Linked DNA regions of Homo sapiens: region 2 is linked to region 1. Evidence: chromatin contacts called from ENCODE Hi-C or POLR2A ChIA-PET data. All regions are on one chromosome and are shown on one strand. Each heading gives the region's core, a stretch centred on a gene start or an enhancer-like site at or near the end of the contact. The rest is flanking DNA. Distances are from core to core; before and after follow the strand shown.

Region 1 (5,643 bases), core at 831-3,330:
ACGCCCAGGCCCCTGTACCTCACACCTGTTCTCCTGCCCCTCTGCATACAGGACACAGAGGGTTCCAGGGGGCAGGATGCCCTGATAGAGGCAGTCACAGATTCGTTGTGTCAAGATGGAGACAGCAGCAGCCACAGGGACTGGGGAGAGGAGACAAAGTTGTTCCAGGGCTCTGGCCTCCAGCTACTCCTCGTTCCCGTGACCCAGGGGTCTCACCTCGGTCCTGGGGTTCTTTCCAGCCCAACACCCAGCAGCTGGCCCCCGGGGGGATACCCGCCGGGTGGAGACAGATGGGCAGGGCTGATGGGGAGGGCTCCACCCGGGAGCTCAGCTCCAGGAGGGCCAGGGGGGGCCTGAGTCCCAGGTGCTGGGGCAGCCGGATGCTGATGACCAAGCGGGATACCTGGTGGCCCTGTGGGAGGGAGCTGGCCCCTGCCCGGCCCAGATACACTTCAATGTAAGGCACTGTTGTAGAGCCTGGCCTGTTGGAACAAGGTCCAATGTCACCTTCTGCTCCTCCCATTGCTGGCAAAGTCCTTCCCAGCCCAGGGGAAGGATGACTCTCTGGGGTCATGCCACTCACTCCTTCATCATCCCTCCTTCCAAATCTCCCTTCTAGGTCAAAACATCTCCCAGTGCTGTAAGATTCTTCCCTCATGCCCCACCCCAGACAGAGTCTTGCTCTGTCGCTCCGACTGGAGTGCAGTGGCGCAATCTTGGCTCACTGCAACCTCTGCCCTCCCTGGGTTCAAGCGATTCTCCTGCCTCAGCCTCCCACGTAGCTGGGGTTACAGGCGCCTGCCACCACCCCTGGCTAATTTTTGTATTTTTAGTAGAGGGGTTTCACCATGTTGGCCAGGCTCGTCTTGAACTCCTGACCTCATGATCTGCCCGCCTCGGCCTCCCAAAGTGCTAGGATTACAGGTGTGAACCATTGCGCCCAGCTGTAAGATGCTTAAAGGAGAATATCCCACTATTTTAAGAGTCCTTTGGGTGAGGCACAGTGGCTCATGCCTGTAATCTTAGTACGTTGGCCAAGGCAGGAGGATTGCTTGAGGCTGGCCTGGGCAACACAGCAAGATCTCATTGTTAATTTTTTTTAAACAAACAAACAAACAAATAACAAAAACAAGTCTTTGGCTCTGTTCCATTCTCCCCTCCCGTCTCTCGCCTAGGAGACGAGTGAGACCCACCTGAGGACACAGTGAGTGGCTGCCAGGACCCAGCCTGGGGCCAGGAGGATCCCAGTGCAGACTCGATCACCAGCCACATGCACCTCTGCCAGCCAGGGCCACAGGACCCCCACTGGAGCAGCCTCCAGCCGCAGGCCACAGGCTAGGGAGAGGAGGTGGCCACCTCAGTTGGGGCCCCATGGCTGACCCCTGAGCCCCTGCCATGGGTCTGTGCACTCCCAGGAGCCCCTAGGGCCCAAAAGCGTCCTGCTCACCACCATGCTCTGTGTGTGGGGGACAAGTCTGTGTCTCAGTCTCCTCCCCATCAGGGCCCCAATCCCAGGCTAGCTGGTCCTCCAGGTAGGCTCCCCGAGTCACATGGCTGATCCATGGGCCATGAGTCTGCAGAGGGAAGAAGGCTCGGGGACGTAGACAGCCACTGGGAAAGTCTCTGATTCCAGCCAGAAACCAGGTCCCCTCCTCCTGGCACAAAAGGCTCCAACGCGAGTCATTCTGCAGCAACAAAGTGTGTGTGTTACTTGCCTCTGCGTGTGTGCAGAGAATATCAGAGCTCCTGGGGCTTTCCAGGACTCCAGATTTTCCCATTTGCGGAAGTATCAAGTTCCACCTTCTCCAAATCAGACTCCAAATACTAATTTGTGTAAGAATTCAGCCCTCACTTTAAGATTCTCCTTAAATCCAGAGATAGAGAGAAACCATAGCACCAGCTCAGAGCCCGCCTCAGCTCCCTCCCAAAAGTTCTCTAGGGGCAGGCCCCACCCCCAGCTCGTTCTGGCCCCGCTTCCACCCCGGCTCCGCCCCATTCCCAGTTCCGCAAGCCCCGCCCCTTCCTAGAGCCCACTCGGACCCGCCTTCCCCAGGCCCCGCTCCCTCCCTAGAGCCCACTCGGACCCGCCTTCCGCAGGCCCCGCCCTCTCCCTAGAGCCCACTTGGACTCGCCTTCCACAGGCCCCGCCCTCTTCCTAGAGCCCTCTCGGGCCCGCGTTCCGCGGGCCCCGCCCCCGCCGCTTACCCAGCAGCTGCCCACCTCCTCCTTTTCCTGGTAGGCAGGGCAGAGCGCGTGCGGCGGGTCTCCGGGCAGCGGTACTGCCGCCCCCTGGCGGCCGTACAGGCAGTGGCACCACCAGCCGCCTAACAGCTCCGCCTCCAGCAGCGCGCCTGGGCCAAGCGCGGGTTCTGGAAGGGAAAAGGCAGGGAGCCCGCGCTGCGGCCCAGACGGCCCCTGCACCGCCCGGTGCCGCCCGGCCCAGCGCCGGTCCCCAGCTCACCCCCGCGGCCCCAGCGGGCCAGGCGGCAGCGGCTCCCGGGCAGGAAGTAGTGTTCCGGGTGGGGTAGGCACACGGGCCGCGAAGCCGCGCTCAGGTTCACGGGCGTGCGCAGCTGCAGCAGCGCCAGGTCCGAGGCGTTGTCCCACGAAGCGTTCTCGTGCTGCACCAGGCGCGCCACCCGCTCCGCGCGCGGGCGCGAGGGCAGCAGCACGCGCCAGGCGTCGAGGTCGCGGGGTGGGCTGTCGGAGCTGTTCGGGCTGCGGGATGGGGGCCGAGGGACGTGGGCCGGATCCCGCACACGTGGCTGGAAACCTCACACCCCGGCTTAGACTTGCCAGGCGAGGATCCTGCATCCTGGCGGGATCCCCACGACACCCCCATTCCAACAGCTCACTCACACCCCCGCCTCCGGGATCGAACTTCTATCTACCATGCCTCTACCCACCCCTGCCAGGCCAGGACCCCTCTTTTTGTGCTGGATCCTACACCTCCGAATGGGACCCCGCCCCCCCCACACCCCCTGGGGAGGGGCTGGGGCCGAATGGATGGTATCTCAGGCTGTAGGGAGGGGCAAGGATCGGCTTGAAACGTAGATTTTCACTCACTCCAGAAAGCAGCTGGCAGGTGCCAAGACCCAGCTTTCAGACACCAGCGCCCCATGGCAGGGTCTGGATCCTGGCACCATCACCTGGGCCTCCCAGGGCCAGGCCCCTGGCCGCGGGGCCTTCCCGCACTCTGAGGGGTGAGAGGCCTGGGTCAGTGGGCCTCCTGCAACCCAATCACTCCCAGCAGTCTCCATCCCAACTCACTCTCCCATGTCCCGCTTACATCCAGGGGTGCCGCCCACTCACCAGGCAGGGCAATGGTGCAGTTCTCCTCCCTGGGCTCCTGGGGATCTGACTGGGTCTTCTGGGGCTGGGTGGGAAAGGCAGGCCCAGGCTCTGAACCCATCACCTGCTCCCGTATCCATGCCTCATAGGTAGCCACAGCAGTGAAAACTCCAGGGCGGTTTCTCCGTCCACAGCCAAAGCCAAAGCTGGTGATTCCTGCCTGGAACCAGCGGCCGCCTTCCTCACAGACCAGGGGCCCCCCAGAGTCACCCTAGTGGCAGATGACTGCATGTCAAGGGGTCAGCCCAGGGACCTACTCGAAAAGGTCCTGCACCTCCTTTTGGCCCAACATACACCACCTTCTCCCTTCTCCTAGAAACCCTCCTTGGCTAGGCCTTGTCCTCTGCATTCCCTGCGGCTCTAAACAGAAGAAATCCCTGTAAGCAGAAGGCCGATGGCAGCCAGAGCCAAGAGCACCAGGGGAGTGCATTCAAAGCCACACAAGATAATCCTGCAGTTGTCATTAGAGCCAAGTGATTCTTGTTGTTACTAGCTCAAATAATTCCCCTCCCTCCCTTCCTTCCTTCTTTCCTTCCCTTTCTTTTTCTTTCTTTCTTTTCTTTTTTGAGACGGAATCTCGCTCTGTCTCCCAGGCTGGAGTGCAGTGGTGCAACCTCAGCCCACTGCAACCTCTGCCTCCCGGGTTCAAGTGATTCTCCTGCCTCAGCTTCCCGAGTAGCTGGGACTACAGGTGTACACCACCACAGCCGGCTAATTTTTGTATTTTTGGTAGAGATGGGTTTTTGCCATGTTGGCCAGGCTGGTCTCAAACTCTCGACCTCAAGTGATCCACGTGCCTCGGTCTCCTAAAGTGCTGGGATTACAGGCGTGAGCCATTGTGCCCAGCCAGTTTGTCTCTTTTTTTGGGATGAGGTATCACTATGTTGCTCAGGCTGGTCTCAGACTCCTGGGCTCAAGTGATCCTCCCGCCTCAATTTTTCTGATTAGCTGGGATTACAGGCATGAGTCACTGCTCCTGGCTATGCTGTCTTTGGTTTTTAAATTCACTCGGCCTTGGCTGGGCATGGTGGCTCATGCCTGTAATCCCAGCTACTTGGGAGGGTGAGCCAGGAGAATTGCTTGAACCCGAGAGGTGGAGTTTGCAGTGAGCCAAGATCGTGCCATTGCACTCCAGCCTGGGCAACAAGAGCAAAACTCTGTCTCAATAAATAAATAAATAGCTGGGCATGGTGGCTCACGCCTGTAATCCCAGAACTTTGGGAGGCCGAGGCAGGCGGATCATTTGAGGTCGGGAGTTCGAGACCAGCCTGACTAACATGGAGAAACCCCATCTCTACTAAAAATACAAAATTAGCTGGCCGTGGTGGCACATGCCTGTAATCCCAGCTACTTGGGAGGCTGAAGCAGGACAATCGCTTGAACCCGGGAGGCAGAGGTTGTGGTGAGCTGAGATCGTGCCATTGTACTCTAGCCTGGGCAATAAGAGTGAAACTCCGTCTCGGCCGGGCGCGGTGGCTCACTCCTGTAATCCCAGCACTTTGGGAGGCTGAGGCGGGTGGATCACGAGGTCAGGAGATCGAGACAATCCTGGCTAACCTGGTGAAATCCCGTGTCTACTAAAAATACAAAAAAAAAATTAGCTGGGCGTCGTGGCGGGCATCTGTGGTCCTAGCTACTCGGGAGGCTGAGGCAGGAGAATTGCGTGAACCCGGGAGGCGGAGGTTGCAGTGAGCTGAGATCATGCTACTGCACTCCAGCCTGGGCGACTGAGCAAGACTCCGTCTCAAAAAAAAAAAAAAAAAAAAAGGAACTCCGTCTCAAAAAATAAATTAAATAAATAAATAAATAAATACATAAATAAATTCACTTGGCCAGGCGCAAGTGAATGCAAAATTAGCAGTCTGTGGTGGTGCATGCCTGTAATCTCAGCTACTTGGGGGGCTGAAGCACAAGAGTCGCTTGAGCGGTGGGGGTGGAGCAGGGGGAGGTTGCAGTAAGCCGAGATTGCGCCACTGCAGTCCAGCCTGGACGACAAAGTGAGGCTCTGTCTCAAAATACACAAACAAAAAACTTCACGTCAACCCCATCCCTTGGCAATCTTGCCCTCCTTTTGCAGATGAGGCTTGGAGAGATGTCCTTTATCTATTTGTCACTGGTTAGGACTCTGGCCCTGCCAGGCAGGTGCCGGGGCCTTCCCTCACCTGGCAGGTGTCCCTGCGGCCCTCTGGGTAGCCAGCACACAGCATCCCTGGCAATATCTGGAGAGTGAGGTTGAAGGGACCGGGCTGGCTGTAGAGACATTGACAGGTGGCCTCGCCCAGCAGCCTTAGC
Region 2 (5,452 bases), core at 1,265-3,764, 90 kb before region 1:
GGGTGAAGCAGGAGGATCACTTGAGGCCAGGAGTTTGAGACCAGCATGGGCAACATAGTGAGACCCTATCTCTACAAAAAATAAAACAATAAAAAAAAATTAGCTGGGCGTGGTGGTGCTTGCCTGTAGTCCTAGCTACTTAGGAGGCTGAGGTGGGAGGATCACTTAAGCTCAGGAGGTAGAGGCTGCAGTGAGTTATGATTGCACCATGCACCTATGCACTCCAGCCTGGGCAACACAACAAAACACTGACTCTAAAAAAACAACCAACAAAAAAAAATCACATGTATTCACTGGCCCTCTCTTTGGGGACCTGCTACATAGAATGGTTTTTTGTCCCCAGTTCACTGACATCAGGTATGGCTATGTGGCTTGCTTTAGACCATGGACTTTGAGTGGAAATGACATGTGCCACTTCCACGAGGAAGCTTTAAAAGCCGTCATGGGGTCTGCCACCTTTCCTCTCTTCGGTGTCTGGAGACGGAAAGTTCCAGCTTGAGACTTTTCCTTCAGACAGGGCTCTAGAATGAAGATAGCATAGAACAGAGTGGTCCCATGGAGGACATGGATATGAGTGAGAAATCAACATGGTGTTGTGAGCCCCTAAGATTTGGGGGCTGCTATTACTGCAGCGTAACTGGATCCCAGCTGATAGATGCAGCCTCCCTGTGGGATACCCTGCTCAGGTATCCTTTCCCATCACCATGACAACTGACACACCATAATGAGCTATGCTGATGTTAGGAAGTCTCCGCCTTTGCTCCTCTTCAGAGCTGTTCACCCTCAGGTCCTAACCAGTGAGCCTATTTCTTTTTTTCTTTCTTTTTTTTTTTTTTTTTGAGATGGAGTCTTGCTCTGTCACCAGGCTGGAGTGCAGTGGTGCGATCTCGGATCAATGCAACCTCTGCCTTCTGGATTTAAGCAAATATTGTGCTTCAGCCTCCTGAGTAGGTCTGGAACTCCTGACCTCAGGCCATCCGCCAGCTTTGGCCTTCTAAAGTGCTGGGATTACAGGCATGAACCACCGTGCCCAGCCAAGCCGAGTCTTCTTGATTCTTGCTGGCATTTGGCAACTAGTAGCAGCTGCTCACAGGAACTGTAAAAACATCTGGTGGGGCCCAGACCTTCTAGCATCAACATGGTGCCTAGTAAATATCAATCTCACATGCATCCTGAGATGCATTAAAAAGAAGCTGTCCAGGCCGGGCACGGGGGCTCACGCCTGTAATCCCAGCACTTTGGGAGGCAGAGGCGGGTGGATTGCTTGAGCCCAGGAGTTTGAGACCAGTCTAGGAAACATGGCAAAATCCTAGCTCTATTTTTAAAAAGGGGGGGAAAAAGAAATAAAAAAGCTGGGCATGGTGGTTCACACCTGTAATCCCAACACTTTGGGTGGCTGAGGCAGGTGGATCACTTGAGAGACCAGCCTGGTCAACACCATGAAACCCCATCTCTACTAAAAATACAAAAATTAGCTACACCTCATGGTGCACACCTGTAGTCCCACCTACTCGGGAGGCTGAGGCAGGAGAATCGCTTGAACCTGGGAGGTGGAGGTTGCAGTGAGCCCAGATCACGCCACTGCACTCTAACCTGGGCTAGAGAGTGAGACTCTGAAAAAAAAAAAAAAAAAAAAAAGAGAAAAGAACATAATGTTTGGCCAGGCATGGTGCCTTACACCTGTAATCCCAGCAGTTTGGGAAGCCGAGGGGGCGGATCACCTGAGGTTAGTTCAAGACCAACCTAATCAACATGGTGAAACCCATATCTACTAAAAAAAAAAAAAAAATTAGCCAGGCGTGGTGGTGGATGCCTGAAATCCCAGCTACTTGGGAGGCTGAGGCAGAAGAATTGTTTGAACCCTGGAGGCAGAGGTTGCAGTGAACCGAGATTGTGTCACTGCACTCCAGCCTGGGCGACAAGAGTAAAACTCCGTCTCAAAAACAAAACAAAACAAAAAAGAATCATAATGGTTAGTAAGTGAAAATTCTGAATTAGTTTGTGTATGTGTATTGTTGCATATAATAGAGACCCAAATTAACTGTGGCTTAAATAAGATAGAAGTTTATTTCTCTCTTCTATAAAAGTCCAAGTTAGTATGATGGATCTTTCCATGAAATCATTAGGAGCCAGATTTTTTGTATCATTCATTCATTCATTGATTCATTACTACCATTAATAGAGACAATTTTCTGCACCATTCAGGCTGGAGTGCAGTGGTGCAATCATAATTCACTGTAACCTCAAAATCCTGGGCTCCAGCGATTCTCCTGCCTTAGCCCCAACAAAGTAGCAGGGACTACAAGCACATGCCACCACGCCTGGCTAATTTTTCTTTTTCTTTTTTGTAGAGGTGGGGTGTTACTATGTTGCCCAGGCTGGTCTCAAACTCCTGGCCTCAAGTGATCCTCCTGCTTCACCCTCCCAAAGCTCTGGGATGACAGGCATGAGCCACTCTGCCCCTCCAGGTCTTTTTTATCTTGTTGCTGTTCCATCCCTAGGGCGTTGCCCTCACCCACATGATCCAATATGATTCACCACCACTTCCACAGTCTGGCCCTTCTGAGGGGTGATGGTTTGCCCTTTGCCCTAAAGAGCATGATTCAGAAGTACAGATCATTTTTGCTCTAATCCCCATAGCCAGGATGTAGTCATATGGCTACATCCCGATGAAAGTGTTGCTGAGAAATAGAATCTCTACCCTGAGCAGCTTTTTGCCCAGATAAAAGTTCAGTTACTCTGGGAGAAGGGTAGAATGGATACTGGGGGACCATAAGCTGTTGCCACCACACACATTGAATGTTAACCCATCCCAACTGTATCAATTTTTCCTTCCTTTCCTTCCTTCCTCCCTCCCTCCCTCCCTCCCTCCCTCCTTCCTTCCTTCCTTCCTTCATTCCTTCCTTCCTTTGTTCCTTTCTTTCGACAGTCTCCCTCTATCCCCTAGGCTGGAGTGCAGTGTTGCCATCTCGGCTCACTGCAACCTCTGCCTCCCAGGTTCAAGCAATTCTCCTGCCTCAGCCTCCTGAGTAGCTGGGATTACAGGCGTGCTCCACCATGCCCAGCTAATTTTTGTATTTTTAGTAGAGACAGGATTTCCCCATGTTGGCCAGGCTGGTCTTGAACTCCTGCCCTCAGGTGATCCACCCACCTCAGCCTCCAAAAGTGCTGGGATTATAGGCGTGAGCCACTGCCTTGGCCTCAAACGGTATCAATTTTCTGTTACTGATTTAACCAATTATCATACACTCAGTGGTTTAAAACCACACACATTTACTTTCTTACAGTTCTGGAAGTCAGAAGTTCAAAATCAGTTTCATTGAGCCAATGTCTGGTGTCAGCAGGGCTGGTTTTTGTTGGTGGCTCTGGTGGACAATGTTTCCTTGCCTTCTTCAGCTCTTTTTTTTTTTTTTTTTTTTGAGACAGGGTCTCGCTCTGTTACCCAGGCTGGGGTGCAGTGGTGCAATCATAGCTCACTGCAGCCTCCATCTCCCAGGCTCAGGCGATCCTCCCGTGTTAGCCTTCTCAGTAGCTGGGACCACAGGCTCACGCCACCACGCCCTGCTAATTTTGTTTATTTTTTGTAGAGATGAGGTCTCACTCCATTGCCCAGACTGGTCTCAAAGTCCTGGATTCAGGAGATCCTCCTGCCTCAGCCTCCCAAAGGTCTGGGATTACAGGTGTGAGCCGTTGCACCCCACCCTCTTTCAGTTTAGAAAGGCTACCTGTATTCCTTGGCTGGTGGGTCCATCCTCCATTGGAAAGCACATGAATCCATCTCTGCCTTCATCATCACTCCACTTTCTCCTCTGAGACTTATTCCTCCTGTGTGCCTCTTAGGAGGATGTTCATGATTACATACCGCCCTCTTGGATAATCCTGAATAATCTCTCCATCTCAGGATCCTTCACATTTTCAAAATCCCTTTCACCATATAACGTGACATTCACAGATTCCAGGAATAGGACGTAGACATATTTAGGGGGGTTCTCTATTCAGCCTACTGTACCATGCCATTCCACACTTAACTCCTTCACTCATTTATTCATAAAATATGTATTGAGCAAGACCTGTGTGCCAGGCATTGTGTTAGGTGCTAGAGAAATAGAGGTGAAAATACAGACAAGGCCTCTGCTTTCATGGAGTTTATATTCTAGTGAAGAGGACAAGTAAATAGCTAAGCTATTCTTTTTTTTTTTTTTTTTTTTTTTGAGACGGAGTCTCCCTCTGTCGCCCAGGCTGGAGTGCAGTGGCGCAATCTCGGTTCACTGCAAGCCCCACCTCCTGGGTTCACGCCATTCTCCTGCCTCAGCCTCCTGAGTAGCTGGGACTACAGGCGCCCGCCACCACGCCCAGCTAATTTTTTGTATTTTTAGTAGAGACGGGGTTTCACCGTGTTAGCCAGGATGGTCTCGATCTCCTGACCTCATGATCCACCCGCCTCGGCCTCCCAAAGTGCTGGGATTATAGGCGTGAGCCACCATGCCCGGCCAAGAGCTAAGCTATTCTAAGCTATAACGTGTATTATCAAAACAATTAAGGCCAGGCACAGTTGCTCACACCTGTAATCACAACACTTTGGGAGGCTGAGGCGGGTGGATCATTTGAGGTCAGGAGTTTGAGACCAGCCTGGCCAACATGGTAAAACCCTGTCTCTACTAAAAATACAAAAAAATTATCCAGGTGTGGTGGTGCATGCCTGCAGTCCCGGCTACTCGGGAGGCTGAGGCACAAGAATAAGAATTGCTTGAGTGGGGAGGTGGAGGTTGCAGTGAGCCAAGATCATGCCACTGCACTACAGGCTAGGAGACAGAGTGAGACCCTGTCTTAAAAAAAAAGCAATTAGGCCAAGTGCAGTGGCTCATGCCTGTAATCCCAGCACTTTGGGAGGCCAAGGAGGGCAGATCACGAGGTCAAGAAATCGAGACCAGCCTGGCCAACATGGTGAAACCCTGTCTCTACTAAAAATACGAAAATTAGCTGGGTGTGGTGGCGCGTGCCTGTAGTCCCAGCTACTCGGGAGGCTGAGGCAGGAGAATGCCTTGAACCCGGGAGGTGGAGGTTGCAGTGAGCCGAGATCACGCCACTGCACTCCAGCCTGACGACAGAGTGGGAATCCATCTAAAAAAAGAAAGAAAGAAATTGGCTGGAGAATCGCTTGGACCCAGGGGTGGAGGTTGCCATGAGCTGAGATTGTGCCACTGCACTCCAGCCTAGGCAACAAGAGCAAAACTCCGTCTCAAAAAAAAAAAAAAAAATCCCAGCACTTTGGGAGGCCAAGGAGGGCAGATCACGAGGTCAAGAAATCGAGACCAGCCTGGCCAACATGGTGAAACCCTGTCTCTACTAAAAATACAAAAAATTAGCTGGGTGTGGTGGCGGGTGCCTGTAGTCCCAGCTACTTGGGAGGCTGAGGCAGGAGAATGGCATGAACCTGGGAGGCGGAGCTTGC

What was found. A loop is a pair of places that touch in the nucleus more often than their neighbours do. ChIA-PET counts read pairs that join two places held with the same protein, here RNA polymerase II (POLR2A). Pooled maps may share reads with other maps.
Region 2: a map of mammary epithelial cell shows a loop between it and region 1 (4-fold over the local background). The contact joins two enhancer-like sites. A Hi-C loop is called at or near these places in 1 of 168 maps with a recorded cell type or tissue (mammary epithelial cell) and 3 of 50 pooled maps. POLR2A ChIA-PET finds 5 or more read pairs at or near these places in 10 of 52 experiments (GM12878, PC-9, WTC11 and 7 more).

What each region holds. Positions count from the first base shown.
Region 1 is chr16:31,140,276-31,145,918 of GRCh38, forward strand. PRSS36 (serine protease 36) reads right to left here. Exons shown (of 15, transcript NM_173502.5): 6 at 5,514-5,643; 7 at 3,313-3,562; 8 at 3,067-3,196; 9 at 2,462-2,718; 10 at 2,206-2,369; 11 at 1,448-1,685; 12 at 1,194-1,335; 13 at 217-482; 14 at 19-140. Among named protein-coding and RNA genes, the nearest start is that of PRSS36, 7.0 kb to the right of the region's middle. RefSeq lists enhancers at 1-404, 405-938, 2,670-2,749 and silencers at 1,870-2,159, 2,210-2,619. Within about 2 kb of position 2,081, at least 34 of the 41 ENCODE cell types and tissues checked have a DNase peak (open chromatin) inside an H3K27ac peak, as active enhancers do; they include PC-9, where a contact is called at or near this core.
Region 2 is chr16:31,049,782-31,055,233 of GRCh38, forward strand. No RefSeq gene overlaps it. Among named protein-coding and RNA genes, the nearest start is that of STX4, 19 kb to the left of the region's middle. Within about 2 kb of position 2,515, at least 2 of the 41 ENCODE cell types and tissues checked have a DNase peak (open chromatin) inside an H3K27ac peak, as active enhancers do; they include PC-9, where a contact is called at or near this core.